Linked DNA regions of Homo sapiens: region 2 is linked to region 1. A link is an interaction called in ENCODE POLR2A ChIA-PET data of the cell type or tissue named here. Cell type or tissue: PC-9. All regions are shown on one strand. Each heading gives the region's core, and the rest is flanking DNA. Links, peaks and the distances in the headings are about the cores only.

Region 1 (11,296 bases), core at 1,634-9,633:
GTAAGGCTTTCCCTGGCCTTTCATTAATCACAACTTTCTGCCTAGAATTCTGTGAGTTCCAGTTTTACCAAATAGCTCCAATTGCAACCTTTTTAGAACACAGGAACCAGCTTTCTGCAAAGAAAATGCTGCCCATTCTGTGGGAGCTGGGGCATTGTGCTGGGTGAGGGCACTCCACAATGGCGGGGCTGCTCTGCGGGCCAATCTTTTGTTGAACAATTTAGCATCTCTGAATACTCTTGTTTTGCGTCAGCCAATTCAAACATAAAGGCCGCAGCACCATGGCAGAGGAGGAGAGTGCAGAAGTAGTTCTGCTTTCCCACCATTGAGGGCTAAGGTCTGGAATCCTTCATGAATACCAAGGTAAACCTGTCAGCCAGGGACAGCCTCTGGCAGACACTCTGCATGGCTGGAGGGCACAGACTCCACGCAGGGATGCGTTTCTGGAACTAATGATTTCTAGGGCAACTCTGATGGAAGTGGGCTGGGGTAGGGGAGAGGCTCAGGATGTTCTGGGAAGGGGGGGGCAAGATATCTATCTGTTAATGGTCCTCTGGTTCATAAAATGGAACAGGCAACCAGTGCTGCCATGTCTATATATGTTTTGACATCAGATGAAAGGAGAGAGAATCCCCATAAAAATACAAATACCTCACAGCTATTGTAAACACTAGAAACTTCTGAACTACATTAGTAAAAACCAAGCAGCCAATGTCTTGGTCTAATGTAAACTGCTGGAACTTTCGGCTGGGGCATGTATCAGCAGCCACATTAAGACATTTGCATCCCATCCATCTAGCTGAAGCATAAACAGGCCAATTAGATTTCTGACGGCTTAGCATATACAGTGTCTGCTCATTTATTTGACCTTGGTGAGGCCTTTATCAGGTTAATCCATCCCATCCTAGAAAATGGGAAGCCCTTTTAAGTGCTTGAAAGAGGAACCCTGATATTTCTGGGCGGGAACAACCCCGGCTGAGAGGAGAGCGCTGGGATTCCAGCTGCCAGGTTTCCAGCTGGGGGCTCTAATTCAGGCTAAGTTTCCTCATTCAGCATCCCCCACAAGGCTGAGCGAGACCCTCCTGTAACTCATGAGACCCCAGCACACCTTGCATTTCCCCTGGTTTTGCCTGTGAACTTGTCTCTCCCCTAAAAGACCTTAGGCTACACAGAGGGATATGGGGGTCCCCATTATTTGCTGTTGTGCAAATGGCACTTATGGGGTGCTTGTTATATTTGTGTTAAACGAGAAAGTAAATATGCAAAAGAAACTCTACTTGACATTGAGCTTTTATATCATAATGATAACGTTAGTGCCTGAAAAAGTGTATACTAAGAACAAAGGAAAAGCTAAAATCAAACTAAGAACTAAAATAAAACACAGACCAAAACATTTAACTCAGTTGGGCAACTCTCTACTTGGTATTGGCAAACAGGAATTTAGGAACTGGCTTGCTGGCTTAGCAGTAGTTTGTGCTGAGAAGTCTAGCTCCATGGACATTGCAGGGAGGTAGCTGGAGATGCAGACCCAGCCCTCATCCCACCTCCCGCCCCCCGAAATCGGCCCTGCACTTAGACCCTCAGATGATTCCTCAGCACATCGGTGTGAGAAGCGCTGGTCTACAGCGATTCCACTTCACCATTCACTCTATGCAAAAACTACAATAAGCAAGCTTGGCACTCATTCTAAGAAGGCGGCCTCCATGATGCCAAATTGCCCAGTGGGCTATGCCACAGGCCAACCAATGGACTCATCTCTTTCCCGTAATAAAACTTTGGCTAAAACTTCTAGTTGAAACCCTCTTCTTTTTACTTGAAGATAAGAAGCGTATCTCTCTCTCTGACACACACACACACACACACACACACACAACCTCTCAGTACTGAAGCGTGCCAAACAAACCAATCATTTCTCACATCTGGTTCTGCCCTGTCATGGTTCTAATCCTGGACTATCTTTTACTTATTGGTGATTCTGGCCTTAGAGCTCCATAAAGTAGCAGAGTTCTATCCAAGAGCAGGTCCCTCACAAAGCCATGGAGGCTGCTCAAAGAAGCAAGTGGTTTCCTCCTCTGCAGTTCTCAAATTCTTTTCAAAAGGAAAACTCACTGTTCTTTTATATTTCACAAAGTCATATTCTTAATTAAATCAACTGGAAACGACTTGCCTTGAGATCCAAACTAGGCTTAGATTCCCAAGAGTTGACACCAAAGTCCAATGCTAAATGCTTCCTAATTGTGGGGACTCGAATATGAAATCTGAGCACGTCATTTTCACTTCTTAAAAGAATAAAGTCAGGTGACAATTTTAGGTATTTTTAAGTTTTCCTTTCTACAGTTTGAAGGAGAGGGAGCGTAGGTCAAATGTGGCATTTCTTTCTGCAGTGTTTCTAACCCGAGACAATAATGGGCCACCTATTGGGTGATCCTTTGGCTTCAAGCTGCAGAGTTGTCTTTGCTGCCAGCCCCAAATCCTTTACCTTCTGTTTTCAAGATACTCCCCAAGACAGCTCTAGAAGAGAGCTTGTCTTTATACCTCCGAATATCTCTACGTTAACAAGTTCAAAAGAAAGCAGAGTCACGATGACGAGGTGCTGCAATCTACCAGATACAGAAGGAAATAAGCAACGAAGATCACCTGAGCTAATAACAATATTTTTTTTTTTGAGACAGAATCTCGCTCTGTCACCCAGGCTGGAGTGTAGTGGCGCAATCTCAGCTCACTGCAACCTCCGCCTCCCGGGTTCGAGCAATTCTCTGCCTCAGCCTCCCAAGTAGCTGGGATTACAGGCACCCACCACCACGCCCGGCTAATTTTTGTATTTTGAGTGGAGATGAGTTTCACCATCTTGGCCAGGCTGGTCTTGAACTCCTTGACCTTCTGATCCACCCGCCTCGGCCTCCTAAAGTGCTGGGATTACAGGCGTGAGCCACTGCACCCGGCCCAATCACAATGATTTCTAAAACATGTCTCCTTGCACACGCCTGCTTACCTGACAATGAAGTCGAACTCAGATCCCGCCAGCATCAGCACTCCCAGCAGAGTGGACACGGCGCCATCCAGGACGGGTGCAAACATGTGCTCCAGGGCAAGCACAGCCCTGCGGTTCTTGTCGCCGATGGCCGTCAGAAAGGCCTGTGCAATGAGGATGTTCACAAGATCAGGTTGCTGGACTTCACCTGGTAAATGCTCAGCTCTGTCCTAAATGTTACAAGCTCTCAGAACTGCTCACATCTTACTGTTTTAGTTGCTAGAATGTGTAATCAGAGTAGCTCAACTAGCAGCACCTAGACTTAAACTAAGATGACCTCTTCATGACACTGGGTCATATTTGGTGTTGACGTAAATCTTGAACACAGTAAAATCAAAACTATATAAAAATGGACAGAAATGTCCCCTTCTTTTCACTGATACTCACCCCGAAGTTTCCCCCCTCCTTAAATGATCTCACACCACTCACACGTGAGACCTCCAATTCCCACAGCACAGGATTCTGGCTAATGCATTGGATGGCTAAGAGCTTAGCTCAGTGTCCCAAGCAATTGGGTGCTACACACACTTCCTCACGATTATGCAGAGGTGAGACCTTCTGTCACTGTTTCAGGCTATGTTTGTAGTACATCTAAGCACTATGAGTGTATTGCAAGAAATACACAGGACCGTACATTTGAATCAAGCCCTTCTGAACATTGTGTGGACACATCCCTGTCTCTCCTGCAGTCCTAAAGCTCTCCTAGGCCAGAAATGCTGTTGATAACTAAACGGGAACTTTGCAGAGTAAATTCTGGAAGATCAGACTGTTGGCCTGAACGTGTGACCCCTGCAGGGAGTGTTGAACCTGGCACAAGTTCTCTCTCTGAAGTTCAGGCTGCTCTGGATTATGCCGAGAGGAGAGGGCTGGGTGTCTTTGGCAGGATGCGTTTCTATCCCTTACCTACCTGCAGAAGGACTGAGACGGTCGTTCTCCTTAACAGATGAAAAAATACAAATATACAAAGGTGTGCTAAGAGTTTTCATACTTTTCTCTCAAACAGGTTCTACTCTTTCAGAGTTGGTAAAGACATTAGGGTCAATATAGCTGCCTTCTGCTCTTGGGGCAAGGCACCAAAGGGGTTTTTCAGCCATGCTGGCTTGCATCATATTTGGGCCATGAGGCCATAAGGGCCTAGTTGTGACTACCCTGTCACACACTGTTTCTATGTTACTGAGACAGCAAATGAACGGGAACCCACTGATTTCCTAAAGACATTCATGAAAGAAGACTCTTCTTCACAGCCTTATTCTACCATTTTACAAACCTTGAAAGAGCAATAACTGCCAACTCTAAATGCAATTTCACATAGAGGATCAGAATACTGAAAATGACTTGGACTAGAAGTCCTAGAGTTTAGAGACTGCAGTTAGCATTTCCATGGTAAAAATCTGCTCTGGGATACCCATTTGCCCTGCTAGCTTCCAAAAAAGGTGGTTTCCATTTGCATCAGAATAAAATAACTTATGGATTCTTAACTCACATGCAAATTTATCTCCCTTTTGAAGAACTGTATTGGAATTATGGGTTTTCTAAACTCTAGGCTGGCACTCTTCTTTTTAAAAAAATAGTCCCTCCTCCCAGCTCAAAGGAAGAAAATAATTTGAGCAGGCTCAAAATTTAGAGAATACTGTTGCCATATTATTGGCTTTTTATGATACACTGTAAAAAAAATGGGATAACTTCAACAAAGCATTCCTTCCAAAACACAAAAGTTTACAATCTCTCAATTGTATCACAGTAGCCCTGGAAAGACTGCAGAAGGCACAAGGCTGCAGCCTATGTGGAGACATGCATGTGCCATGTGCTGAGCCCAAAGGAAACCTGTGCTAGAGATTGCAAAAGCAATGGCGGAAGTGATTTGGTCAAGCCCAGTGCTGGCTTCCTAGCTAGGGTATTTCGCACGTCGATATTTAACAGGTGAACGCATTTACTTATTGAATGCCTACTGATAACCCCAAGTTCTTAGGCTCTAATCTGCAGACAGAACATAATTTACACAGTTGTGATGTTTTGGATAATTCTTTGATAAATGTATACAACAGATTTATCTCTTGGACTAAAGATTCCTTCTGAAGTTTAATTACCTCCAACAAAGCATTCACAGGGCAAGATAGAGAAAAAGAGAGGGAAAAAAATGTCTGTTGAAAGCAACACTGGTTCTCTTACTTTCTGCTATCATGAATGTAGAGGCTGGGAGGTCTGAGGAACTGGGTGGGCTTAGGTAGAAGAGCCAGTTCCCCGGGGCTGAACAATGGAGCCTCCACTCCTAAGCCCGAGGGTACTTCCTTGGCTGCCAGCTCACCTCATCCTCAGTGATGCCATCCCCAAGCCTGTGAGTGTGGTCTCATTTTATCCCCACTGTTCCTGTTGTTTTTAAAACTCTGTGTATGCCCACCCACACACTCACCACATAATCCGCCTTATGAACAAACGTCACAACGTCAGGAATCGTGGGGGTATAATGACAGTCAAAGTCAGGTGAGCACGGCCCTTCAAGGCCCACTCCAACACACCAACCCTGCACTGCCTACGGCTGACAGGGCCCGCTGCCATGTACCTTCCATACCCCTCTCCTTAGCCTCCCTTGAGGGAAAGGAATCCAGAAATCTTGCAGGCTCTCCTAGGGGGCCCCTGTGCCCTGAGGCCTTTTCACTGCCACGCACAGGGAGAATGCAAGGTTCCCACTTGGAGACAAACAGAGCCAGAGGAAATGGGTTGTTTTTTCACAAAGTTTTTGCTTCAAATGTCTCCCATACCAAAGCAACGTGAACGGTGAACTCCACTCCTATGCCAACAGAAGCGATCAGGATGACCACGGGCACGGCACTGAGCTTGATTCCGATGAGGCCCATCATGCCGAACAGCTCGACCGTCATCAGCGCCAGGACCATCACCTGGAGCAGGGCACACAGTGGTCAGTGGGCGGGCAGGTCACCCTCTGGGGCTGCCCACAAGGGAGGTCGCCAGAGGGCTAAGGTGTCCTCGGTTCAGATCAAAACAATGAATGGACTGACTTGCTTTAACTCTGGACACTGCCTTTACTGCCTAATTCATCTTCCCGCTGGGAAGGGAGACTGTGGGACAGCTGATGTGTAAAGCTGTAGAAGGCAAAGTAGAGTGTTCTAATGCAAATTATTTTCCAATGTACCTTCTCCAGAAAGCAAAAAACATACAGAACAACTCCACCAGCGCAATCCACGAGGAATTGCACAAGCATGGCCGCATCACTTAGCTGCGAATTTCACAGTTTACAACAAGACCCATCTCTCCTCCTGCTTGGGTCTCAGCCGCCAGAGACCATCCGTGAACCCATCATTAAGTTTTTGGTTGCCTCACTCTCCATTCTAAAGAAAGCTGATAGGACGGGGTGAATAAAAGATTTGCAGGTCAAAGTAGTTTTGCTTTTGTGAGTGAACCTGCAGGCTAAGCAAAGATGATGTGGGGGCCAGGTAAGCGGGGAGGTCGTCATCAGCTGACGCTGTCAGGTTACAGGAGCCCTGCACTTTGAAGAGCTGGGGACAGCTGGGGTGGACTGAGCCAACTGTTAAAATCCAAGGAAAAGCTTCTTGCCTTTCATCTTCCTTGTAAAAATTTGTGGGGAAATGGAAATAAAATCTGTGAGTTAGATTTGGAGTTTCTTGGTCCAAAGCGGAGAAGATACAAATAAACAACAAGTTACCAGATGGAAGAGAAGGAGAAAAATGATCTTTCTTCTCTGGGGGTGGGTGGTGGGCAGAGGTGGAGGGAGGGGAAGGAATGATGAAAGATGGACAACATCAATTGCTAAGTGCCATGAAAACTCTCACAGACTAAACATTTACCTTTTAATGTACCTGCTGCACAGACTCACGGTGCAGACACAAAATCTGGCCTTTGTTTTTATAATTTTGGCATTTTAAAGGCTATACCATAGTTCACAGAATTTAAACATTGCCACGGTTTTATTAGACTCTACATGAAACTTACATCAAAATCTGAGAGTATTTTGGAGAAGGGATGCCAAAAAACAGGTTCGTAATATTAGTTTATCATTTTCCCCCAGGACTTAAAACACACAAAATCATTTTCTCCATATATCACTCTCCTAACTTCTCTGATTGTCCCTTCATGTTAAATGCAGAAGAACCTGCTATGTCGTTATTAGGCCTGGATGAGGTCACAAAATGACACTTTTCAATTAAAGAAAAAATGAGCTAGGCTTTGAGTGTTTTGATTTAATAAATGTTCAGAGCTGTGATGGAAGGTGTGCTTTAAAAAGTCCCCTATCTTTCCACAAAAATCTTCAAGCTACAGGAGAGAGGACCTACGAATAAGGCCATTAGAGGTTCTACCTTAACCATGGACCTCACCACCTCGAGTAGAATAAACATATTACGGATGATGCAAGCTATACCCTCCTCCAGAGGCCCAGACATAAACAAAACTTCCCGGCTGCAGAAAGAGCTATGCTGAAAGGAATTTGACTTCCACAAAGCCCCTTATAATACACTCACAATGATCCCGGCCGTCCAGGGGTTCAGAAGGAAGACAGCGCACACGAGGAATGTGCAGGCCAACACCACGCTGATGAACAGCAGCAGCCAGTGGCGGAGGCCGATGTACTGCTCCCAGAAGAGGAAGGGGTAGCCGTTGGGGTAACTGGACAGCCCCAGGCTCGTATAGTTGCTGCAGATGGTCCTTACTTTTTCAATTGCCTCCACAAAGTCTGAGGTGTCCCGCAAGCCGTTGAGGTAGAAAGGGAACTGGGCATACTCGATGGGCTCTGCTGCCGGGACTGGACAGAGAAGGGCACAGGTTAGGAGCAGCCCAGGGTAGAAGAGCATCACAGTTTCAATGGAAAGAGAGAAGAACTTTGCATGAAAGCTTACTGACTGCTCTTCTACATGATACAAAGAACAAACAATGCTGATCATAGCCTCCAGGCCTTTACGATCTTCCCATTTGGTTTAAAAATGTTTAACTCTGTGATGTGTGTATTTTTTAAGATTTGATTTTAATCTTCCAGCAGTCATTCTTTGTGAGGGGTCTAAAAACTCCAGGCTTACATTTTGGGAACATTTTTTTGTTCCCTTGACACATATGAAAATACCAAGTTCACACAGTTTTATTCAATCACTTGCAAGAGCAAAAGAACTCAAGAGTCATGCTTTCCTGAGAAAAATGCTTAACTTATCCTTTTAGTGCCTGAACAAACTTCAACCTTGTATGCTTCTTTTCTAATGCAATGCTAAGTCTTCAGCAACAGGGGAAGAAATCCTTACACAACAAGCATTTAGTTACTGCCGTTGTGTGTTCCAGACCCTCTGGGGTCATTCAGTTGACTTGCTAAACATGATTTGCCCTATTATAATCTCAACTATAAATTTTCATTAAGACAAGCCTTGGCTGCCTGCCACAGGGCTCTGGGCAGCACTGGATCCGGGGAAGCACTACTCGCTGAGTCTCCAGCCATGTTTGCAAGGGGACCCGTCTTCTTTCTCACATCCTCCCTTGGCCCGGTATCCAAAGCATACGCTACTAATATCTCCACCAGAAATGCAAATGAAATCCACACAGAACCACCTTTCAAACTCTGGGCTGAGAGGTGAAAGGAAGAGGACGCTGTTGTATACAGACTTTTCTGCTCCGGTTTAAACAGCTTTGACACAGTGCAGGTGCTTGGTGGCTTATAGGAATGACCCAATGTGCCAAAAATCCCTTCAACACCAGAGTTGACAAAGTTAAGATAAACATATAATCCCCAGCGATAAAACTCTGCAATAGTAAAATAACACTTAACCTGGAGGCGTCCCCGGTGTTCACAGGGAACAGCTGGCACGTGAGAGCAACGCCTAATGAACGTCTTAGCATTAAAGCTACGAATGGAGACGAGACACTGATTTCCCAATGTGATAGAGTGCGGGGGTTGTATCCCATTACACATCCTCGTCTCCCAGAGTTTTAAACGAGAAGAAATAGATTGTTCTGTTTACACTTCTGAACCCTGGGTAGCGTCAACGGATGAAGGCTGTTGCTGAGTTTGGAGAACCAGGGAAGGCACCTCTGTAAGTTCCCAGACCTCCCGATAAAACGCTACTTACTTCTCAGCCTTGTTTCAGGCATGTAGTCGGCTTTGTCGTGGACCCATTCTGGTCGGTGTGGCCGGATGTTGGCCTGGGAGGCAGCATACGCGACGGGGTCGTTGCTGACCCAAGCCGTCAGGTAGATGTAGAAAGCGCTGGGATTAATGATGCCATCTGCATCCACCAGACGCTGTTTAGTCAACTACAAAAACGGGAAGAACAGAGGCCTTTGAGAATGGGGTTGGGGGTAAACACACTTCTGCCTTGAGAGCACAGAAGCTGAGCTTCGCACAGCATTACAACAAAGAATAGAATGCCTACTGTTGAAAGTGTCGAAAATCCCATCAGAACACCTTTGATTTCTTTCAATGTGCACTTATCGGAGGATGCAATCACTGGCGTGTTTATAACAAACACAGTTCTGCAGATGGCCCAGGAATTGGCTGAACCAATTAAATCTGAATGCTAAAAGACCGTCTGCAGCCAAGGCAGAGAATGAACAATCTGGAGAAACATATTTATAGGAGGGGAAGGGGGAGAAACCTGGCAAGAATCCCCATGCACGTCTGTGTGCAGTTAACCTCTGTTGTTAACACTGAAGGAAATGCCACCCAGTAAATGGAGGAGAGCTATAAAAATAAAACAACATCTGTATAAATTTTGCTAACACTAGCCTCCTATGACCTGTGGATTCAAAAAATGCCCAGCGCCAGAAAGTGCAAGGGACGAGTGCACACCCTCAAGCCTCGCCAGGTGATCTTATTCCCGGAGGTCGTAGTACTCCGCACGCCGCGTCCTCTGCGTGGCCAAATGTGCTCCCTCGGCAGGAGGGCTTGTGGGCTTTGCTGAGGTGGGGAACTCTGTGGGACTCAGTATGTGTTTGTACGTTTTATATACATAGAAAAATTCCGTTTCCTGTTTATTTTAGATTCAGGCCTCATTCCTCGCTTTGGGTCTTTTTTAAACAAAATGAAAAACACCAGTGACAGCGGCTCCTAGAGAAGGAGTGAAGGAAGAAGGAGCAGGGAGAGAGTGAGAGAACTGGATTTCGGGGATCTGGATTCAATTAATCCACAGGATATGTAACAACTGCATGTCCTCAACACATCCCTGGAATCAAACAGCGCAGCCCGTGGCCTCTGTGCATGCAGCACGCCTTTCTCCCTCCCGGGAGGAGGAAATGGTATCTGGGGGTCTGGCCCAATCCCATTTGTCCCACAGTATCCCTGGTCCCTCGCCCAGCCCTGCTGCCTGGGCACTTTCCTGGTGTCTCTGAGGCAGACTCCTCTGCCTGCATCCTTGGGAAACGTGATGGTCTGCTGCCTGCTGCTGTGAGCTCAGAGTTTCACACTCCATAACAACTCTGAACAATGTACTTTGTAAATCTGTCACCTTGAATGCCAGCAAAAAAGGGGAGACAATAAACATAGCTGCTGAGAAGATCATTAGCATGACGGTTTTCTGCCTGAAGGTGAAGCAAGCAAGCTACAAAGAGCCAAGGGAAGAGGCTCCGAGGAAGCTGAGGTAGCCCGGGCCCCGTGCAATTGGAGGAGTCCAAAACACACTCCTGAACACACCTGCAGAACCAAAAGGGGTATGCTGGAATCCAAATGGCAGCAAGAAGATGCAAACACAAGTGGAGAATATGATTCCCAAACAGAAACGGTTATTACTGCAGGAGTGAGCAGAATGGCGCAGCCACTCTGATTCCAAGGGTGCACATTTCCGTTTGCTTCACTCATCACAGAGCGATCTGTCTACTCCTGGGGCCAGGGCCACCCAAAGATCTCAAATGTAACAAATCTTCCCATCCTTCTGTCACCTCTCCAATCTCCTAACCCACCCACCTACCCCAAATTCTGCTCATCCAAATGACTGCTACCCAAGAAATCCATCTTTCCAAGCTTGAATACCATCAAGACCAACAAGGTACCGAGTCCTAGAACTGAAAGAATCACACGCCGCTGCATTTCTAACATTGGAAAGAGCCTGCACTCTCTTGGCTGCACTTTATTCTGACAATTGTTCTGGTGGTAGGAACACGCCTGTCCCATTTGACAGATGAGGAAAGTGAGGTGCACTGGCTGGCCTGAGGTCACACAATTAGCTGGTGGGAGGAGGTGAATTAGAGTCACCCAATATTCTTTCTACCAGCTCCCAGTGCCTTAGGTCTCCAGAGAGCACAGGGTGGGGTCACACG
Region 2 (17,117 bases), core at 5,501-13,500, 73 kb before region 1:
ATCATGTGGGAAAGAGATTCTGCTGGCAGATTCAGAGGGCCTGAGAATGAATCCCTTCTCAGCAACCAGGCGCAGGTTGGTTGCTGGGAAGCACTCTGGAGTTGTCTCTCCCGACTGACATTCATTCACAATATCTCCACCTGGGAAGTGCACCTGTCCTGCCCTTTTGACAATCATGCCAATTTTATCACACTCCCTGTATGTCTCTTGTACAAAGAATGAGAACTCAAAACATCTGTGGGAAGAAGGCACCAGGAGAATGATTTCATGCTTGATATATTTGCATACATTGGCAATAGCAAGAAAAAAAAGCCCCTATTTTGAACTAATTCAAGTACATAGGACCAAAATATATTTTAATAGTTCAACATTGAATTCAGTGAGTTCTTAGACACCAAAGGAGGAAATGTCTGCTTCAATTGCAAAATAAAACTGACACTGATTCTAAAAACATTAAATGACATCAAAGTGGGCCGTGCCAGTCTCATATTTCAGACGTGACTTAGTGTTGTGTATTTTTCCAGAGCCCACCTCATCTGGGAAAAACTACTGCTAATGATTTATGTATGATTTATCACCACCAACCCCACGGTAAAAGAGTGAACTAGCCAGTATCAACCTGATTTTTACACCAGAGGCCAGAAACCTCTTTCCTTCCTATCGCCTGGGGTAACTTAGGGGCGAATGTTACCTTTTGAACATGAAACACCCTCAATCCCTGTATTTCTTTCTCTTCCCCTTGACTCATGAAACACCCAGAGGTAAAAAAATAACAGGGGGTGTGGGAGGCAGACACCCACATAAAGAAGCAGAATTTATGATTTGTATCTTACAGATTTGTTAATGGGTTTGCTAACACTTCTTTCTTTCATTGACTTGGTGCTTGAAACTCTCATAAGCGTGTAATTTTCAACTCACAGTGTTCCCAGGTGAGGCATGGTTGTGGCGATACAGCAGACGGACACCCACAAGTTATTTCTAACAATAATGACCTGCTCCAAGGGTCATTGCGGACTTTAATTTTAAAGGGTGAGCTTGAAATATTTCACATCATTGTGACATATGACTATGCCACATTTCAATAAATGTTTTCTTTCTTTTTTTTTTTTTTTCAAGACAGAGTCTCACTCTGTCACTCAGGCTGGAGTGCAGTGGGGCAATCTCTGCTCACTGCAACCTCCGCCTCCTGGGTTCCAGCGATTCTCCTGCCTCAGCCTCCCAAGTAGCTGGGACTACAGTTGTGTGCCACAGGGCTTGGCTAATTCAATGAATGTTTTCTGTCCCAAATTGAAAATGTTTAAAGGAGGCAAGATTCATACTTTTACATAACAGAGGGGCAGCTCTTATCTCCACATTGCCTAAGATGTTATGATTTTAATTTCTGCAACGTAGTGACCATGGCCTTAAAAAAAGTCAGTAATCACATTGGACTATCTCAGTGCGGGTCACAGAACACAAGTTTGTAATGCTTAATGACATCTGTGGGAACTGCTCTGTGAAAACGGAATTTCTGAGCTGAGAAGTCCACATCTCTGTTCATCTACATGAATTTATTAATCAGTTAACAAATAAATACTCAACATTTATTCCATGCAACGGTAACAAATATGAGGGAACCAAAAAGTATAAGACACGGTGCCTGTTTTGAATTGCTTACAATGTAACTGAAGATAAAAATTACTTCATAAAAAACCCCATATTCATCCTTGGCCGGGAGCGGTGGCTCATGCCTGTAATCCCAGCACTTTGGGAGGCCGAGGTGGGCAGATCACGAGGTCAGGAGATCGAGACCATCCTGGATAACACGGTGAAACCCCGTCTCTAATAAAAATACAAAAAAAAATAGCCGGGCTTGGTGGCAGGCGCCTGTAGTCCCAGCTACTCGGGAGGCTGAGGCAGGAGAATGGCGTGAACCCGGGAGGCGGAGTTTGCAGTGAGCCGAGATCGCGCCATTGCACTCCAGCCTGGGCGACAGAGTGAGACTCCATCTCAAAACAAAACAAAACAAAACAAAACCATATTCATCCTTCAAGAATCAGCTCAAGACTCCTACCTGGCTCTCCTCCAGTGTCCTTCGCCGGAAGAGTCAATCACTGCTTTTTCTGGACTTTGCACTACTTTCACTCTGAACTGTAACGATTGCTACGGGCACCTTCTACACAGTTGCCTAGTACAGTGCAACATGGTGGGTGTTCGACAAAATGTAAGTTACAACAACAACGAACAAAGGAGCCAGTGCACCAGAAGAACCAAAGAACATTCTGGATTGTCATAAGCATAAAACCAGTGGGGCAGAATGAGCGCTCACTCCAAGTTGGAGTGGTCGGTGGGGACATCTGAAATAGACCAGACCTTCATGCCTGGGATGGTCAGCTGTAGGGAATTACGCATATGACAGTGAAGATGCTATCCCCATCATCCAGGCAGCTTCTTTTGTTTTTTGGTTTCTTTGAGACGGAGTCTCGCCCTGTTGCCCAGACTGGAGTGCAGTGGCGCGATCTCGGCTCACTGCAACCTCCGCCTCCTGGGTTCAAGCGATTCTCCTGCCTCAGGCTCCCAAGTAGCTGGGATTACAGGCGCACGTCACCACGCCCAGCTCATTTTTTGTATCTTTAGTGGAGACGGGGTTTCACCATGTTGGCCAGGCTGGTCTTGAACTCCTGACCTCGTGATCCGCCTGCTTCAGCCTCCCAAAGTGCTGGGATTACAGGCGTGAGCCACCGTGCCACCTGGCTGCAGGCAGCTTCTTGAGAAAGGGTCCTGGTTTTGGGGATACAGATTTATAGGAGATAAATTGAAACCTTGCATTCTTTTCTTTTTTTTTTTTTCTGAGACAGGGTCTCACTCTGGAGCCCGGGCTGGAGTGCAGTGGTGTGATCTTGGCTCACTGCAACCTCCACCTCCCGGGCTCAAGCAATCCTCTCACTTTAGCCTTTCAAGTAGCTGGGACCACAAGTGTGTACCACCATGCCCAGCTAATTTTTTGTATTTTTGTAGGGACGGGGTCTCACCACATTGCTCAGGCTCATCATGAACTTCTGAGCTCAAGTGATCCGCCTGCCTCAGCCTCCCAAAGTGCTGGGATTACAGGCATGAGCCATCATACCTGTTTTTTTTTTTTTTTTTTAAGCTTAATTGAGGTATGATTGTATGATTGACTTAAAATAAATTGCACAGGTATACACTTACGAAGCCATTACCACAATCGAGATAATAAACGTATCCATGATCCCCTAAAAGCCCCCATTTCTCTCGGTAACCCCGTTCTTCTCCCTCCCTGTGCCTCTCTACCCCCAAGTAACCACTGCTGTCTTTCCAACGCTATCAATTGTATTTTCTAGAATTTTATGTAATGAAATCATAGAGTATACACGTGACAGAACTATTTGAGCTGCATCCATGTTGCGTTATATAAGTAGTTATGCCTTTCCATGGCTGAGTGGTATTCTATGGTATATACCACAATTTCCTTACCTATTCATCTATTAACTGACAACGGGGTTGTGTGATGGTTAAATCTGTGTCAACTTGACTGGACTGAAAGATGTCCAGATAGTTGGTAAAACAGTGTTTCTGGGTGTAGCTCTGAGGTTGTTTCCAGAAGAGATGAGCATTTGAATCAGTAGACTGAGTAAAGAAGGTCGCCCTCACCAATGTGGGCAGGCACCATCCAATCCATTGAGGGCTGGAATAGAACAAAAAGGTGGAAGAAGGGCAGTTTGCCCTCTCTATTCACTCTGGGACGTCCATCTTTTTTCTGTGCTCAGATAGTAGTTCTCCTGGTTCTCAGAATTATACTACTGGCTTTTCTGCATTTTCAGACAGCAGACTGTGGGTCTTCTTGACCTCCATAATCTCACGAGCCAATTCTCTAATAAATTACACAAATACATATTTGCCAAGGCTCCCCGGAGTGGTAGAACCAACATGATGTCTAGCTATCTGTCTATCTGTCTACTTACCTATCAGACATGTACGAGACACACAAGAAATACACACACACACAGATACACATATGCATATCTTACTGGCTCTGTTTCTCTTAGAGAATCTTGACTAATACAGGTTGTTTCTAGTTTTGAGCCATTACAAATTCATGTGCAACTCTTTTTATGCACAATGCTTTCATTTCTTTTCAGTAAATCTCAAGAAATGTAGGTCTATGATCCCTAGAAGTCAAATGGCTGGGTCCCACGTTAGGTATTTGTGTACCTCATTAAGAAACTGCCAAACTGTTTTCTAAAGTGGTTGTACCCGTTTACATTCCCATCAGTAGGGCTGGAGAATTGCAGTTGTTCACATCCTCACCAACACTGGGTATAGTCAGTCCTCTTAATCGTAGTCATTTTAATGATATGTACTGGTATCTCACTGTGGTTTTAATTTGCATTTTCCTAATGACTAATGATGTTGAAGATCTTTCCACAGCTTTTTTGCCATCTAAATATTTTCATCAGTCTCTTCAGCCCTTTTGTGACTTTTAAAAAGTGGATTGTTTATATTCTTATTACTGGGTTTTGAGGGAGTTCTTTTTATATTCTGGATAAGTCCTTTATCAGATATGTAATTTGCAAATATTTTCTTCCAGCTGTGGCTTGTCTTTTCATTCTCTTAACGTGTTGTTTGAAGAGCAGAAGTTTTTAATTTGATGGAGTCTAACTTAACAATTTTTAAAAATAAATTGTGCTTTTGTTATTCTAAAAAAGCTCTAACTCAAAGTTTCAAAGATTTTCTTCTATGTATTCTCCTAGAAGATTTATAGTTTTAGGATTTATATTTATGGCTATGATTCATTTTGAGTTAATATTTATATATTGTGTGAGACATGGATTAATTTTTTTTTACATATGCATATTCATTTGTTCTAGCACCATTTGTGGAAAAAGCAATCCTTGCTTATGGAATCACTTTTGCTCTTTTGTTGAAAGCCCACTGGCCATGTATATCTGGGTCTGCTTCTGCTTTCTGTTTTCGCTCATTTATTTGTCTATCTTTATGCTAATAAGACACTGTCTTCATTACTATAGCTTTATGAATATGAGTTATTTACTTTGTCCTTGTTTTTCAATGTTGTTTTGGCTATTCTAGGTATTTTGCATTTCCGTAGGGATTCTATAATCCCCTTATCAATTTGAACATAAAAATCTAGTCTTCCTGGATTTGATGGATTGCATTGAATTTATAGATCAATTTGGGGATAATTGGCATCTTAACAATATTCTGTTTTCCAATCTATAAACATAGGATATCTCTGTATTTATTTAGGTTTATTTAATTTTCTTTATAATTTTCTTTTTATTTTATTAGAGACAAGGTATTGCTCTGTTGCCCAGGCTGGAGTGCCATGGTGCAATGTAAGCTTGGACTCCTGGGCTCAAGTGATCCTCCCGCCTCTGCCTCCCAAGTAGCTAGGGCTATAGGAATGCACCACCACACCAGCTAATTTTTTCTTTTTTGTAGAGAAGAGGTCTTGCTATTTTGCTTAGGCTGGTCTCGAACTCCTGGGATCAAGTGATCTTCCCACCTTGGCTTCCCAAAGAGCTTGGATTACAGGTGTGAGCTACCATGCTTGGGCTATTTTTACTTTTTTAGAGATGGGGTCTCTTTCTGTTCCCCAGGCTTGAGTATAGTGGCACAATCATAGCTTGCTTTCTGTGGTCATGAACTCCAGGACTCAAGTGATCTTCCCACCTCAGCCTCCCAAGTAGCTGGGATTACAGGTGCATGTCACCATGCCCAGCTAATTTATTTATTTTACTTTTTTAGAGTGAGGGTCTTGCTACGTTGGCTAGGCTAGTCTTGAACTCCTGGTGTCAAGCGATCCTCCTGCCTCAACTTCTGAGTAACTGGGATTACAGGTGTGAGCCATTATTCCTGTGGCTTTTTTTTTTGGGATAGGGTCTCACCCTGTCGCCTAGCCTAGGCTGAAATGCAGTGGCACAATCTTGGCTCACTGCAACCTCTGCTTCCCAGGTTCAAGCAATTCTCGTGCCTCAGCCTTCTGAGTAACTGGGATTACAGGCGCACACCACCACACCTTGCCGATTTTTGTATTTTTAGTAGACATGGGGTTTCGCCATGTTGATCAGGCTGGTCTTGAACTCCTGACCTCAACTTATCCACCAGCCTTAGCCTCCCAAAGTGCTGGGATTATAGGCATGAGCCACTGTGCCCAGCCCTGTGGCTTCTCTTAACAATGTTTCATAGTTTTCAGCCTCCAGGTCTCATAAATCTTTGGTGTAGTGATATATCTATATTTGCAATATATTCAGATAATAACAAAATGTTGATTGAAAAAAAGACAAGTAGATATAGGATGTGATGTTACGCCAGCTAAGAAAAAGCTTAGATATGGGCAGAGTGGGCGGTTTTTTCCATTGGGGCAGTAGAGGGCACCTGCCACCTTTTCTCTCATTTGCTCTGCGTCTCTTCTTTTTGGAGGAACAGAGCCAGTAATGGAACCAGAAAGAGTGAATTGCCCGAGTCACTGCTGGTGGGTCCCTCACACTCCATCTATGCACTTCAGATGGAATGGAGCCATCCTGTCACAATAAATGGGCTCACGGTTGTTTACTGGGCCCAAGCCAGGCCAATGAGCCTCATTACAATGAGGATGCGATGTTTTCCTTTTGAAGGGATTAGCTACTATGGGGAGGATATCTTAAGCCCAGAGCTGTGGAAGGCTACTTTTGTCGTCTTTTATTGAACCTGCCTGTCAAATCTAGAGAACTCCATCAGATTAGGTAATTATGGAATGCAGTTTGTGGTAACCAGCCTCCAATATCACCTTGGAGTTGTCTCTTGGATAGTGCTCCAAGATAGTTACCCCCAGTGATTCTTGCCACCTTCTAGTCATCTTTGTTGAACCCCGTTTGTGTGTGTGTGTGGTTTTTTTTTAGATGGAGTCTTGCTTTGTCGCCAGGCTGGAGTGCAGTGGCGTGATCTCGGCTCACTGCAACCTCCACCTCCCGGGTTCAAGCGATTCTTCTGTCTCAGCCTCCCAAGTAGCTGGGACTACAGGTGCCCGCCACCATGCCCAGATAATTTTTGTATTTTTAGTAGAGACAGAGTTTCACCATGTTGGCCAGGATGGTCTCCATCTCTTGACCTTGTGATCCGCCCGCCTCAGCCTCCTGAAGTGCTGGGATTACAGGAGTGAGCCACCGTGGTCGGCTCCCTTTGTTGTTTTTTGTTTTTTTTCTTTGAGACAGAGTCTTGCTCTGTCACCCAGTCTGGAGTACAATAGTGCAATCTCAGCTCATTGCAACCTCTGTAACCTCTGCCTCCCAGGTGCAAGTGATCCTCATGCCTCAGCCTCCCAAGTAGCTGGGACTACAGGTATGCACCACCAAACCCGGCTAATTTTTGTATTTTTAGTAGAGATGGGGTTTCACCATGTTTGCCAGGCTGGTCTTGAACTCCTGACCTTAGGTGATCTGCCTACCTTGGCCCCCCAAAGTGCTGGGATTATAGGCGTGAGGCATTGTGCCCAGCCCCACTTCCCACTTTGAACAGGACTGATCAATGTAGGCAATGGGATATTGCAGAAATGATGGCATTCGATTCCCAAAGGTAGGTCATGAAAGATATTGCAGCTTCTACTCTGCCCTCTCTTGGAACACATGCTCCGGGGGAAGCCAGCTGCACATCACAAGGACATCAATGCACTTAATGTGAGTTGCTCCCTGTGTGAGGTGGAACTGGAGCGCCCACCAACATGTGTTTGAGCTGCTCTCTAGCCTGGCCAAGCCTTCCCATGGCTGCCTCTCAGCCAACATGTTTCTTGCAACCTCATGAGAGACCTTAGCACCAAGCTCATCTGCTCCCAAATTCCTGACTTGCAGAAACTGTCTGAGGTAATAAAGGTTGATCGTTGCTTAAAGCCACAAAGTTTTGAGGTGACTTGTTACATGCAATAGATAACGAATACGTGGTCTAATATAGCTCACTCCGATTTGCCCCAGCTTAAGACAATCCATTTTTTCTTAACTCTCCTTGTTTTTATTTTCTCAATGACTCAGCTCCTTCTGGGCCAGAGTCCCTTGAGAGATTGCCTGTCCTCAGTGATTGACCACACTCTGTTCCTCGCCCGAGCCCTGCTGCCGGAAAGCCCCCTTGGCCACAGTCATATTAAGACATGATCCTTAGGTTTCCTCCTCACAGACACCACACCTGATTCTATAGTCCTTGGCTTATTTCCATGCTCTCATTGGAGCTTTTTCCTCCCTGCAAAGTTCCTCTTTCCCCAAGTAGCTCCACTCCTTGCATTGCACTTTTCTTGTATTTTCCATTCTTTTTTCTCTACCTCTCTCGCTCTCTCTTCTTCTCTTATAATCATAGAATTTTCCAAATATGTCACTCCCTAAATGTGTCTACTTTTTCACAATACTGGTGACTTTGTCTGTGCCGTGTGTTACACTCATTGGTCCATTCATTCATTTAACAAGTACTTCTTATGTTCCTGCCACGTGCTAGGCACTAGGCTAAGTGCTGGAATACTTCTGCCTGGAACACCCTCGCCTCCGAATGCCCTCTTTCTCCACCTGAGCTTCCACCCAAGTGAATTCATCTGACTTTTATTATGGGCTCATTCAAGGTCAGACACCGCGCTAGACATGCTTTAAACCTCAACTCAAATCACAATTTCTTATAAGACTTCCTTTTTCCTCCAGCCAGAGTTAATTGCTCCCACCACACTCTATATTGGCATTCCCATAATGTTTTGTTTGTTCATTTGTGTATTCATTCATTATTTCATGGGCATTTTTGAGAGTCTGCTATATGCCTGACACCATGTTAGGAGCTGGGAAAGCATGGTGTGAGGTAAGTGCCAACAGACATTTGTACCTAATGCAATGGAAACTCCAAGGTAGAGAAACTAATTGCATGTTGTAATTATTTCCCTTGGTCCCCGTGTTCTTCACAGACCTTGAGCTACCTGAAAGCATGGATTACCTCTTCTGGTTATTCCCACAACCTAGCACAGCCTCTAGCGCACGGAAGGTACTTAATAAAGATTTGTTGTGTGTTTGAAGCTCAGTACATGCTATTTGACAAATTGGGAGCCAACCTGCGTTGGATCATCAAACAGCCACAGGAAAGTAATTATCTCCCTGGGCCATCACATTTTGGTTTTTATCTTTTCTCCAAGTTGATTTAAAACAAAAGCTCATCTACAACTTAATTACATTTCAGCCCCTCTGGCCTGGTCAGGTTGGCAACATGCCAAACCCACAGGTGGAGTCATAGGAGCCGGTGGGTAGGTAGGAAGCGGCGGCTCGAGAATATTGGGCGCTTAGAGAGAAGTGAAGGAGGAAAATAAACTGCTGGAAGACGAGTTCGAGGTCAAATACAAGGAGGGCCACCTTTAAATTTTTTTTTCCTCTGGGACGGAGTCTTGCTGTGTTGCTCAGGCTGGAGTGCAGTGGCGTGATCTCAGCTCACTGCAACCTCCGCCTCCTGGGTTCAAGCAGTTCTCCTGCCTCAGCCTCCCAAGTAGCTGTGATTACAGGCATGCGCCACCACACCCAGCTAATTTTTGTAGTTTTAGTAGAGACGGGGTTTCACCATGTTGGCCAGGCTGGTCTCAAACTCCTGACCTCGTGATCCACCCGCCTCAGCCTCCCAAAGTGCTGGGATTACAGGCATGAGCCACCACACCCAGCCAACAACATTCTAAATTTCTATAGGGCCAGCCAGCCCTGATAAAAGCTCAACAAATTAGTTTTAGCCTGCAGTCGGAAAATAAGCAAAGGATCTTAGATGAGCTAAAGGCTAAAACCAGAAAATACCTGAATAACATTGACAGCTTTGCCCAACCCTGTTTACGAGCTGCTGGCCTGCTGTTTGCATCCTTGCCAGCTGCAGACTTGCGTGGCTGAGAAATGCAGTCAAAGTTGGTGAAATGACTTGCAGATTTTACACCTAACAATGAAAAAATTTATTTACATAAAATAGGATCTGCTGAGGGGACTCTCGTGAATTAGTTTCGGGGTAGCTTGTGGTTTCTCCACAGGTTGCCAGTTACCCTGGTGGTTCAGCGAGGCTTTTTTGTAGGCAGAATAATTCATTCCAAAAAACGAGATGATGAGATAAGAGTATGCTCTGAGATATTTCACTGTTTGGAAGACTTGCATTCCAATGTGGATAGTAAGCTAATTTGCTTATCTTAATCCCATCTTTGGATTGACTAGCATTTCAAAATGATAACGTGTTCTGGAATCTCAGACCTCCCTTTGGAAGTGTTCAGGCAAAGCAGCTTGGTTAGATTCCTTTAATGTCACTGCCACTTTGCTAAAAACCAATAAAATCCTGCTATAATAAATATGATACTATAGAAATCTCCATGTCACAGTAGTCTCACATCACAGCATTGACCCATTTATTTTTCCCAATTGTATATGAGAAAAAAATTGTTTCACCAACAAAATAATTACATAGATTGTAATTCAGAAGTTACTTCCAGATTTCCTAATTTGGTATGGGCAAGTTTATTTTACTAAAATGGTTTGCAATAGACACGGTTTCATTTAAGCTAAGTTGACTTTCTGGTTACTTGTATTCTTGGATGATTCCTCTGGGGGACTGAGGTGCCCCTGGCAATGCCAGTGAAGAAGGCAACACAGACTGAACTTTTTCCCCCTGTCCTGGCCACTTCTGATTGCTGAACTGAGTGCTCTTGACCAATCTGTGAAGCCAGATGTCCTGGATGCTTGTGAGTTTTAGCCCCTTTTCTATACTTGGGAGATGCCCTGCCTGATCCTGGCTCCCATCTTGGAGGCTGAAGCCTCCATATCTTTGCCTCCCCAGCCTCGCTTGACACCAGGTAAAGGCTTGGCTTACCAGGTTCTGCCCAGCAGTGACAGCAGAGAACCTTTAGTGGCAGGGAACTCAAGGGGCAGTATGGGGGGGTGTCTGACACCCACGGGAAAGGTGGGCACGGGGCAAGAAATGCAGCCTGTGTACAGCACCCATAACACCCGGGTCCTCCTGGAGCAGTTCTGCGGGGCAATCCCAACTATGGTCCCGCCCATGTGGGTGCCCTGCGGGGCTCTCTAGCCTCCATGAACCACCCTATAACCTGTCAGTGAATTTTCTCCTCGCTTAAAGCAGCAGGAGTAAGTTTCAGCTGCTGACATTAAGAGCCCCTGCTGATTCCTTTATTTCATGTTCTAGTCTTCTCTTTTATCTCCAGTCCTTTTCTTGACACCACTGTTCCATGTCCCCCTCCACCAGAACAAAACATTTAACTTCCACTCCAGTCTTTGTCCACTGGTGCTGCTGTAACAAAATACCATAGACTGAGCCATTTATAAAGAACAGAAATGTAAGGCCGGGTGCGGTGGCTCACACCTGTAATCCCAGCACTTTGGGAGGCTGAGGCAGGCAGATCACAAGGTCAGGAGATCGAGACCATCCTGGCTAACACGGTGAAGCCCCGTCTCTACTAAAAATACAAAAAATTAGCTGGGCATGGCAGCGTGCGCCTGTAGTCCCAGCTGCTGGGGAGGCTGAGGCAGGAGAATGGCATGAACCCGGGAGGTGGAGCTTGCAGTGAGCCGAGATGGCGCCATTGCACTCCAGCCTGAGGGACAGAGCGAGACTCCGTCTCAAAAAAAAAAAAAAAAAAAAAGAACAGAAATGTATATTCTCCCAGGTCTGGAGTCTGGGAAGTCCAAGATCAAGGCACCCACAGGTCCAGTGTCTGTGAGGGGTGCTCTCTGCTCCCAAGATTGTGCCTTGAGTGCTGTGTCCTCACACGGCAGAAAGTGGACGGGCAAAAAAGGGGCAAATGCTGTGTGATGTTTCTTTTATAAAGGCCTTCACCCTAGTCACTAGAGCTCTGCCTTCATGACTTAGTCACCTCTGAAAAGCCCCTTCTTTTAATACTATCACAGTGGTGATTAAGTTTCAACACTTGAGTTTTGGGGGGTACATAAACACTCAAACCGTCATCACTCCCAATACCCAGGCAAACGCTAAGTCATGTTACATTCACTTGTTCAGCTAACAACTATTTATGAAGCTCACCCTCTGTACCGGACAGCATGTAACACTGGGGAAGTAACAGTGAGTTCCCTGTGGTCCTAGGTCCCAGGATATCATTGTCTAGTGTCCACATACCAGGTACTAAAATGCACACGGTATCCTGCACCACAGAAGAGGAGAGTCATTTATTGACCCTGTCCTCTTGTTCTCATTCTCGTTCCTGACAGACTTGCAAAGCCCTCCTGCCTTAGAATTCCTCAGAGTGGGACAAGACCAGCTGCCACCGCCACAGGACTGGGGAGTTTGCCAGAAAAGCACATTTTCAGGCCCCAGCCCACACCTACTGGATTTGAATCTCTGGGGCGGGAGCCTGGGAATCCATGTGAAGCAGCTCTCTAAGGGATTCTCACCCACCCTACAGCTGAGAAGCACTGCTGTAATGGGCCTTCCAAACTCCAGTTTTCTTTTTTAAGCCATTATTTCCCTAACACATGGTTCTGATAATGCCGCTGCATTGAGAAGAAATCACCAATGTGCCACTGTACATTGAGTAACTTCCGTCCTTTCTGTGCTTCTTTCTTGTTGCGAGGAGCAGAGACCCATTCAGGTTGCTGACACGCGGGAGTTTATTGTAGGTGTAACTAAAGCACCTTCTCCTGACCACCCAGGCAAGGTGTCCTGACATTCCTGTTTAGCCCCAGGGTGTGTCTAGCTTTCTCCATGGGGTTACATGTTTCTAGGAGAGTTACTGGAGAGGTATTTTCAGTACCAGGAAAACATGGAAAATTGGGAAAAATAACAAACAGCTTCACCAACCAGGTCCCATGGACACCCTGAGGAACCAGAGGTTCAGGCGCTAATGAGATTTTCCTGCTGCCTCCTCATCAGCAGGCAGCTCTGCTCTCTACTTTCCTGCTCTACCTCTAAAAACAACAACATATCATTCGTTTTATTTTGCATCAAAGGCAATTTTCCAGGCTGTTGAGGATTTTAGGGAGCATTAGGGGCTGCATCTATTATTAATACCTTTTAAACATTTCTCCCCAGATTTATAAGATTTGCACTTATGATATTTTTCAGAGCAGTTCTTTATTTCAGAAGAATCGAGCAGATAGAGTTCCCAGCCCAGCCCCACCATCTTGCTTCCCTGTTATAAACACCTTACATTGTATGGTACATTTGTTACAATTAATAAGCCAATATTGATATATTATTAGCAACCAAAGTCCATCGTTTATTCTGATTCTCTTAGTTTTTTTTTTAAACCTAGTATCTCTTTTCTGTTCCAGGACCCCATCCAGGATACCACAGGACATTTAGTTGTTCTGTCTCTTTGGGTTCCTATTGATTGTGACGGACCAAGCCTGTCCAATCCTCTGCCCATGGGCCACATGTGGCCCAAGACAGCTTGGAATGTGGCCCAACACAAATTCGTAAACTCTCTTAAAACATTATGAGATTGATGCACGGACCTTTTTTATTTTTTAGCTCACCAGCTATCCTGAGTGTTAGCATATTTTATGTGTGGCCCAAGACAATTCATCTTCTTCCAGTGTGGCCCAGGGAAGCCAAAAGATTGGACACCCCGTGACAGACTTTCCTTTTTTCTGATGACCTTGACAGTTTTGAGGAGTGCTAGGGAGGTGTATTGTAGGATGCTCCTCTCCTGGAATTTGTTTGATGATTTTTACATGACTGGACACGGGTTATAGATTTTGGGGAGGAAGGTCACAGAATGAAAGTGCCATATCAAGGGGACACTCTAGCAACATGAATTATGTTTTTTTTTTCTTTTTTTGAGATGGAGTCTCCACTCTGTCACCCAGGTTGGAGTGCAGTGGCACGAACTTGGCTCATTGAAATCTCTGCCTCCCAGGTTCAAGCGAGTCTTGAACCTGCCTCAGTCTCCCAAGTAGCTTTAATTATAGGTGTGTGCCACCACTCGGGGCTAATTTTTTAATTTTTAGTAGAGACGGGGTTTCACTATGTTGGCCAGGCTAGTCTCGAACTCCTGGCCTCAAGTGGGCTGCTTGCCTCGGCCTCCCAAAGTGCTGGGATGACAGGCATGAGCCACTGTGCCTGGCCCATTTATGACTGTTGATGAGGACCTCGATCACCTGAATGGTGCAGGTGATTGGAATGTTACTCTTTTTTTCCTTTTTTCCATCCTGTACTCTTGAGCAGAAAGTGACTATGTGTAGCCCACACTTAGGAGTGGGGAGCTATGCTTTATCTCTCTCAGTGTGCAGCATCTACATACATTATTTGGAATTCTTCTGCCTGGAAGGTTTGTTTCTTCTCCATTTATTAATTTATTCAACAATTTATTTATGTCAGTATGGGATCATGAACAGCTGTAGTATGCTTTGGGTTATAATTAAATATCACTTTATTTATTCCTTGCTGTCATTGTTCCAGCATTGGCCATTAGAAGCCTTGCAGTTGTCTCTGCGCCCCTCTGACATAGCTCCACCAATGGTGGGGGTGTGTGGGGGTGGGGGGGACACTTGAGTGCTTCCTTACTTCCTGTCACTACGAGAAGCTCCAGGCTCATCTTGCATGTTTCCTGCCCCAGCCTTAGAATCAGCCATCTTTCCAAGGAGCCCTGATTCCTTTGATTGGAAACCAAGATCTGGACTCTACGTGTGCTCAGTGCTACTGAGTGGCAGAACCACTCGTTGAACCTAAATGGGTCTGACTCCAAGTCTTGAGACGTTTCCATCCTGAAAGCGTTCTACCTCAGGTCCTCAAGTAATCTCACCACACACGGTGGTCTAGGTCATGTCTGCACCCTGTTGTTGGAGATTTTGAACCAGAGGAAGGGGTCACTCCGGCAGAGGTGGGGAGGTCACAGGATGACCTGGGCTTCCCCCTATGCTGTCCTCTCCTGGTTCTTTCCCTAGTGCACAGGAGATAAAGACACACAGCATTTGAGCTATAGTCAGGTCTGTGGCTGGTGAGCCCCAGACTTTACAGTGCAGTGGAAAGGGGGTGTTTGTCCTGTTGGAAGAGCAGATTCTAGGGCCCACCCCCAAAGGTTTGGATTCAGTGGGCTGGGTGGGACCAAGGTGGTCTGCAGGATAATTCAGATTGAGGTCTCTGCACATCACATCCTGAGAAACGCTGACTTAGGCCCTCCGGTTTTCAGTCTTGGCTCCTCCTGGGCCTCTGCATACATTTGTGGCAGACCTAGAGATGATATCGTCAGGTGAGTGTATGTATGCAGGAGCAGGCATTGGAGATGAGCCAGAGGGCAGGAGGTGGGCCTTGGCCGTGACCATGAAGAGGGAGAAGGGAGAAGGTTAGAGGTATCCAGAACCCAGGAACTGGGGTTACGCAGCTCTCAGATTATACTCCATGCTCATCCGAACTGCGACTTCAGATACAGCAGCATCAGATGGGAGACGTGCTGGGAGCGCGTAATGCTCGCTGCTTCCCGTGCATGTGCCTCACTCACTTCTGTGAACTTCCTCAAAGTCAGTTTTATCATCTACATTTTATGGAATTGAAAACTGAGGAGACCTAACACCGTTTTTAAAAATTATCCTAAGGCCAGGCACGGTGGCTCGCACCTGTAATCCCAGCACTTTGGGAGGTCAAGGCACTTGAGGTAAGGAGTTTGAGACAAGCCTGGCCAATATGGTGAAACCCCGTCTCTACTAAAAATACAAAAATTAGCTAGGCGTGGTGGCACATGCCTGCAATCCCAGCTACTCGGGAGGCTAAGGCAGGAGAATCGCTCAAACCTGGGAGGCGGAGGTTGCAGTGAGCCAATATTGTGCCACTGCACTCCAGCCTGGGCCACAGAGTGAGACTCTGTCTCAGAATAATAATAATAATAATAATAATAACAATATAAAAATAAATAAAATTACCCTAAGGTCACTAGCTAGGACTGAGAGTCTGTTTAACTTTAAAGCTCCAAGACCTTTCTTTCCTTTATTATTTTAATTACACAATTAATACATCAATACAGTTTCTAAAAAAAAAAATCCAACAGTCCAAGCACAGCAGTCTCCCCCTAACCTCAAAAGCCTCCTCAGAAGTAACCTGATATCAGTGGGCTGTGCAGATTCTTGTAGTCTTCTTTGCCTTTATATATGGAAATAACTTTTACGTTTGTTTTCACATAAGTGGAATTATGCTGACTGTATTATATGACTTGCTTTCTTCACATGATAGTAACTCCTGAGTGTTTCTCTATCAGCCACACAAATCTCCTTTATATTGGTAACATTCATCTTTAACCCAGAGACAAGATGAATGTTCAAAAACTGTAATCCAAACTCAGTTCTAAAAATGGGTGTGTGTTTAAACAAGAGCTGCTCAGCTGAGGCGGTTTTGCTGCTGAGGGGATTTGAGCAATGTCTGGGGACATGTGTGGTTGTCACAACTTGTGAGGGGGCTCCTGGCATTGAGGGGGTAGAAGGCGGGAAGGCACAGGTCAGGCCCCTGCAACAAGGAATTGTCAGGCCCAAAATGTCAATGGTGGCAGCACTGAGAAAATGTGATTGGTTTAAACCTACTTATCTTAATTGTGTTTCAACCGTCTTATTAAGGGGCTTGGTCAATATGTGTTTTATCAACACCAACCTTTACATAAATGAGTGCATACTTGGGAGCAGAGGTGGGAACATTGCCCTTGAGCTCAGGAGCTCCAGAGCAGCCTGAGCAACATACTGAGAGCCCATCTCCTAAAAAAACAAAAACATTAAAAGAGTGCTGAATAATAAGTCCATTTTAAACATATGGTAAGATTTCAGATTTTCTGAGGAAAAAATTAATTAGACTTGGCTTCTTCTCTTATTTGAAATTAGCAATACTTTTATACATCTCAAAGTGTGGTTTATGAAAGAGGCAAAATTGTCAATGACTACTTGTTGAATTTTGCTTCCTAACCATGTAATGGGGACAAGTGTTTCCGAAAACATGTTTTATATGGTTAGTTTTCCTGCAGATGGGAATTGTTCGCTGAATTATACTTTGTCCACTTAGGCTTAGGTAGATATGGATTCTGTGAAACTGGAAATCATTGAATGGTTTAAATACTGGATTAAAAGAAAAGGAACTATGGTAATTGCAGATCTGTTAGATGGAATCTGTCGTGCCCTAATAAGAGTGATAAGGAA

The links. Peaks named below come from ENCODE experiments on the same cell type or tissue, not always from the same donor. Only the 100,000 strongest peaks of a DNase experiment are listed, where the experiment ranks them.
Region 2: POLR2A ChIA-PET joins it to region 1 with 14 read pairs; 3 of 35 experiments call an interaction of 5 or more read pairs at or near these places.

What each region holds. Positions count from the first base shown.
Region 1 is chr9:95,450,486-95,461,781 of GRCh38, forward strand. PTCH1 (patched 1) reads right to left here. Exons shown (of 24, transcript NM_000264.5): 17 at 9,115-9,298; 18 at 7,528-7,808; 19 at 5,791-5,928; 20 at 2,993-3,135. Among named protein-coding and RNA genes, the nearest start is that of PTCH1, 53 kb to the right of the region's middle. In PC-9, for the core only: no CTCF peak of the experiment used is centred there; no DNase peak of the experiment used is centred there.
Region 2 is chr9:95,373,437-95,390,553 of GRCh38, forward strand. LOC105376156 (a long non-coding RNA gene) reads right to left here. Exons shown (of 3, transcript NR_188614.1): 3 at 13,059-15,177. Among named protein-coding and RNA genes, the nearest start is that of FANCC, 64 kb to the left of the region's middle. In PC-9, for the core only: no CTCF peak of the experiment used is centred there; DNase peaks (open chromatin) are centred at 7,905 and 10,035; H3K4me3 peaks cover 1,256 bases; H3K27ac peaks cover 5,924 bases.